Linked DNA regions of Homo sapiens: region 1 is linked to region 2. Evidence: chromatin loops called from intact Hi-C (ENCODE). Cell type or tissue: HepG2. All regions are shown on one strand. Each heading gives the region's core, and the rest is flanking DNA. Links, peaks and the distances in the headings are about the cores only. Region 1 has its middle 180 kb from the start of SPATA18. Region 2 has its middle 290 kb from the start of USP46.

What was found. Hi-C counts contacts between places; a loop is a spot of excess contacts. Peaks named below come from ENCODE experiments on the same cell type or tissue, not always from the same donor. Only the 100,000 strongest peaks of a DNase experiment are listed, where the experiment ranks them.
Region 1: it touches region 2 in a loop (5-fold over the local background); 24 of 110 quality-filtered maps call a loop at or near these places.

What each region holds. Positions count from the first base shown.
Region 1 is chr4:52,233,467-52,236,387 of GRCh38, forward strand. No RefSeq gene overlaps it. Among named protein-coding and RNA genes, the nearest start is that of SPATA18, 180 kb to the left of the region's middle. In HepG2, for the core only: a CTCF peak has its summit at 1,190 (motif pointing right); a DNase peak (open chromatin) is centred at 1,195.
Region 2 is chr4:52,368,508-52,371,428 of GRCh38, forward strand. No RefSeq gene overlaps it. Among named protein-coding and RNA genes, the nearest start is that of USP46, 290 kb to the right of the region's middle. In HepG2, for the core only: no CTCF peak of the experiment used is centred there; DNase peaks (open chromatin) are centred at 554 and 1,374.

The DNA.
Region 1 (2,921 bases), core at 160-2,659, 140 kb before region 2:
AATCCTTTGAAACCCAAATGAAAACAAACATTCTCTCCCATAAAGTTATCTTCACTCCTTAAATGCAAAAATAGCTTTTTCGCTGGGCGTGGTGGCATGGCCCAGCTAGTCAAGAGGCTGAGGTGTGAGAATTGCTTGAACCCAGGAGTTTGAGGCCAGCCTGGGCAATATAGCAAGCCTCATCTCTAAAAAACAAACAAAGAAATCCCCCAAGATGCTGTCTCCCTGCAGTTATTCTTCTTGTAAATTATTCACTATTTGTTTGGATTTATTTGAACTCCTGCTTTTTGTTTGTTTTCTGTTTTTGCTGTTAAATGGAAAAACTTAAAATCAGATGCTTGGTATCTGCTACCAGCATAAAATAGACTAAGGAGAAAATCCTAAGACACCCTTTTGGATGTTTGTTTTCTAAAATCTATCTATCTATCATCTATCTATCTTTCCATCCATCCATCTCTCTGTATGTAGACTTGTGTGTGTGGGGGGGGGAGGGGGGTGGGTGTTTGTGTGGGTGTTTTTTTATTTGTTCAAAAAAGAAGGAAAAGGATATCAGGGACTCTGCAATGCTTTCCTAGTTGGAGTTCTTCCCTTTTGTATTTACTTCCAACTACCATTTTTGCTAGGGAACTTGATATTCCTAATTCGTGGTTTCATAGGCCAGTGTAGCATAAATCCAGAGAGACATTCAACTCTAATTTCTATGGGGTTAAGCTAAGACCCTGCCCCTTTCTCCTTCCCTTCTCCCAAATGAGGAGGATGTCCACATTTACCTTTGGAGGAGTCTTTCAGTGTCCTCTGAAGCTGGGAAGGCAGAACTGTGGGTGGAGAGGGGAGATTTGCAGGGAATCAAGGTCTGAGATCATAGAAGACTTGTTTTTGTCCTGATTCTGCCCTCAGTGGGCATGTCATCTTAGGAAAGTCACTAAACCTCTTTCTCTAAGCCTCTGTTTTCCCCTCTGTGAAATGAGATTGATAATAATGTTTCTGTTTTGCTTGCAGGGTTACTGTAGAGAGAATGAAGGAAGATGTTATATAAGAAAGCCCTTTGTTAAAGGACTTACTTGCTATGGTTTCCCTTGACCAATAACGATACATACATAGTTGACTTTTTAGGACATGTAATAAAAGACAGTAGGGTATCGCATTTCATAGATGATCATTATGCCTTTCTGCACTAGATGTCAGTAGAGCTCTATGATTCAAAAGGCTCCACTACCTGACCAGGAATAATCTGTTCTTGGAAAATTTTCCAAAGCAAACTCATTGTGTTTTTGCTTATTTTGCATTTCTTACCTAATGGCCATGAATTTGTGTGTCCTCGCCCTGCACCCACCCTCATCCACCCAACTAGAATTCCTCTTTCAGCACAATTTTCTGCTGTGTTGGAGCTTCTCTTTCTTCATTTTCTAGGGAAATTTCTACAAAAACCATTCTTTTTCAAGAGTTTGTTTAGACAATGTGAAAGCCAAAACAGAAAGTCCGAAGGCTATAGGGCAAACTCACAAAACAATTTAGAAGAGTTATTGCAGATGGATTTAGTGCTTTTAAAATTAAAGGTCGCTTAAAAAAAAAACTGTCTGCATTCATGTTTTTTTCACCATCCTGTTGTTGTTGCCATATTTTAGTTTTCCAGCTATGATTTATAATTTAAAAATAGAGCTGAAATACAAGAGTGGTGCTTTCCCTTACCCAGAAATGCTTAGCAGAAGAACCCTCTGTTTTTCAAAATGCTGACTTGTCTCTATAGAGAAGAAAAATAAATCTCTGAGAACCATAGCTCTTTTTGCTTCTTGGAAATAGCTAAAAAGTTCAAGCTAAAGCCTGGCTTTGGACCCATGTCCATCCTTTGGGGACAGTTATGTTCTTTCCAAAAAGTGCAAATTTACTTATGAAGCAGGTCCATGTTTTAACTGGCTTATTCGATCACAGCAGAATTCACTAATTTAATTGCTTCTTTGACTTTCAACGTGAAAATCATTTACCAGCATAAAAATTTTAAAAAGTGCAAGTTGTTGTTAGGATTTTTATCTAAGAATGAAAGGAACTTAAAGTGTCCAGTGTCTGAGATTTTCCAAGATGATCTCTGTTTTACATTCAAACATAGGGATTTAAAAGTTAAATTGCTTTGAAGTGAGACTGAACACCTGATTTATTTTCAAATGCCACTTTAAAAAAATCATTGACATCTATTTACATAAGGCTATTGCCAATTTAAAGAAAGACACAGAGGCAAAATTAATATAGAGTTGATTTGGGCCAAGGTTGATGACTTACCCTGGGAAACACTGGGAATTGCTTCAAAGAACAAAGGAGAGACTCAAGTTTTCAAAGAAAAAAGGACAAATCAGGAGAAGGGTTGATTACAAAACTTGTTTTTTAGGAATTCTCATTGGTTTACAGAAATAACATTGACTCCTGATTGGCTATACATTGTTGAACTATAGGGTGTGAATTATGATGTCCAGCACATAACATTGTTGGGTTAATTTATGGCTACTCAGTGGCGACGCTCAGTCTAGAGCCCATATAGCAGGGAGATTACTTAGCTCCAGGGTGAGGAGTGAGATGTGACTGCTGTCACATTTCATTGCCCCTCTGGGCCTGATCATTTAAAGGGGCTCACATTCTTTAAATAAAAAGTTTCTTTTATTTCTCACTTTTCAACAGTTTTATGTTCCACTCTGTGCAAATTATTGTTTTTTGAATGAAAATGAGTTAATCATTTTTATTGAGCATCTATTATGAGATAGGTACTGTGCTAGAAGTTGAAGATAAATAATGAGCAAACCTAGCTGTCTTGGAGCCTACAGTCTAGTGGGGAACAAAAATATAATCCAGTAACCACAGAAACAAATGAAAAATTGCAAATCTAAGCTCCCTCATCTTTGTTTCTGCTTATTTATTTTTAAGTACTTATCACC
Region 2 (2,921 bases), core at 296-2,795:
CACAGGTGATACATTCCAGACCCACAGTGGACACCTGAAACTGTGAATGCTAGCCAACCCTATATATACTATGCTTTTTCCTATACATACATACCTATGATAAAGTTTAAGTTATAAATTAGGCACAGTAGGAGATTAACAACAAAAACTAAAAATAGAACAATTATAATAATATACTGTAATAAAAGTTATGTGAATGGGGTCTCTCTCTCAAAATATTTTGTTGAACTGTACCAGTGGGTAACTGAAATCTTGGAGAGCAAAACTACAGATAAGGGGGACTACTGTGTCTTCTTATTTAATCCTCACAACAACCCTATGATGTAGGTATCACCCCTACTTCATATCTGAGGAAACTGAGATACAGAGAGGTTGAGTAACTCCTGTAAGTCTGCACAGCTATTCAGTAAGAGTGCCGAGCTCTTGGTATCCACAGTCTGACTCTAGTACCTCTGCTCTTAAACTCGACACACTCGCTCCCGTCTCCACAGTGCCACAGCCCAGTCCATTTACAGTAAAGAGGCTGGCAGGCCACAAAGGACTCTCTATTTGCTTAGAGCAAATTTTCGTCTTCACCCACTTAAACAAGGAAACAGAGGATTGTTTGAGCTACACTGACCAGCAAACAAGAGCTTCAGGAGCCATCATTCATGTAAGAATTCTATTTATGCTACATTGTGTGTGCACGTGCATGCATACATAAACCAATGCAAAAAAGAATAGTTACCAAAATATGAATGTTTGTTATCTCAGACTGATGAGATTTCTGATGAATTGACTATTTCCCCTTGCATTTTCCTATGTTGTTTGAATGTTTACAAGAGCAATAAACAATTGATACAATCAGAATAAATATATTAAATCATTTTTATTGTGAAATAGTGATGGCTCTGGAGTCAGCTTGGGTTTAAAACACTTTGATCTGAGCTTGGGCATGTTTCTTATCCTCCCTACTTTGGGCTTCCTTATCTGCAAATTGAGGTTAATAAAAATACTGCTATCACTAGACCTGGAGAAGATGACAATGAAAGACACACCATGCCTTCATAGAGTGTGGCAGGTCCAGAGCCACATACATGTGGCTTCTGGAGATGAAAATGAAATTTCCACCTTGAAGACCTGCCATCGGCTCTCATTTCTAACAAGAAAGGCCAGGCCACCATGTGGCCACAGCTCAAACAGTGAGATGTGCTCCAACTCCATTTGGGTTGTCAAATCCTCTTTTCTGTTTTATATCAGAAGTTCAGAACAGCCCCAGGCAGCAGCACTACAAATGGCTTCACCCTTGGCATTCCTAGCATGAGAATCAGTGTCTAAACAACATACTGGAATGTTGAGTCTATTCATCTCCTTTGATCTGGCCAAAGAGGAAGCATTTTTCACATAAGACAGGTACAGTAGTTCTTTCATGCTGTCTCTATGCATATTGACTTTTCGAAAGAACAGTGATTGACAATGAAACCCATCCATGAAACAGAGAATGGAAATAGCTGGGAAGACTGGTTTCCCTGCTGCTTGTGGGATAGAGAACACTGACAGAGGCCATGGCAGCTCAGAAGAGAAGAAAACAGGAGCCAATGGTCTGTGGAACAATAATAATGATGATTACACCTTGTCACCTTCCCTGGCTGCAGAAGACCTTTGCTTTAATATATTTGGAGAAATTCCCAGCCATACATGGCCAGATTCAGTAAGAACCAGTATCCCTGGGTTTCCCAGCCAGGGAAAAGCATGTGACAGGGACTTCTCTACTCAGAGCCACTCAGCTGAGACTTATGTGACTCTAACAGGTCCATAGCCCAATGCGCAGTAAGTCAATACACCGACACCTGGGGCTGCAGCAGAGAACGTTTTAATCGTAAGGCTGCCAAATGAGGGGATGGGAAGAAACCTCAAATCCGCCTCCCTGGGGAGTTTGGGGATAGGGACTTTAAGGGGTTTGGAGTAGGTCAAGGTGTAGGGATCGTTGATTGGTCTGAGAATGCAGGGTGAAGTCATGGGATGGGGAGATGAAGAAACTGCATTCTCATGCTGATTTAGTTCCTCTATGGGGGTCTTCAAATTGTGTGACAACAGCTGTTCCACTGGAATTCAGCATCTGAAAAATATCTTAAGCAATGTTTAAAGAAAAAGCCTTGTGATTCCAATGTGTGATCCTATCTATAGGAACAAGGGATGCAAATGATCAGTGTCTACAGTTACGTGACTTTCTATTATAAGAAGGTGGGCCAGAGTGTGGCCTGATGAATGCTTAATTATAACTGTACATCTGCCCAGAGCTCAGTATGTAATTCTTGTTAACCCTGTGGGGACAGTTTCACTTCCAGTTAGAAGGAGGCTCCCTGGAGCTCCTATTTTACTAGTGAGGGCAGCACTAGAGGTATCTGGCTTCCAGAAGTGCCAGAGAGTCACAATGTCAAGTTCCTGGCGGGGCCGCGGTATTGGTAGGACAGTGGCCGCAGTGGTTTTTCCAGTGTTAGGCAGGGAAGCAGTGGCATTGTCCTTCTCAAAGCATTCTAGAGTTGGTTTGTTCATCCCTCCTGAAAGCCTAGCCTCAAGTCTCCCAATATTCTTTACCAAAATCATTTCCTGCTTAGTTAGTGGCAAGTTTCTTATGTATAACTAAGAACCCTAAAAATTACAAATACCTACTGTAAAGGAATATTTTTAGCCTTCCAGGAGCCTGAGAACCATGGCTGGGCAACGTTGTTGCTAGCTAGTCTCGCACGTGGAGACTGAGCACAGGACTGCTCTGCCCATCTGCTTATCCCCATCCAGGAAACCCATCACGTGAAGTGGCCCTTCTACCACTCCCTGCGCTCTGGGTCTCCAAAGCCCTCATTGTTCTTAACATGATAGGTTTACCCCCTCCCCCGTATCAGTGGCTTTCAAAGTCTGCTATATGACAATCAACTGGGGAG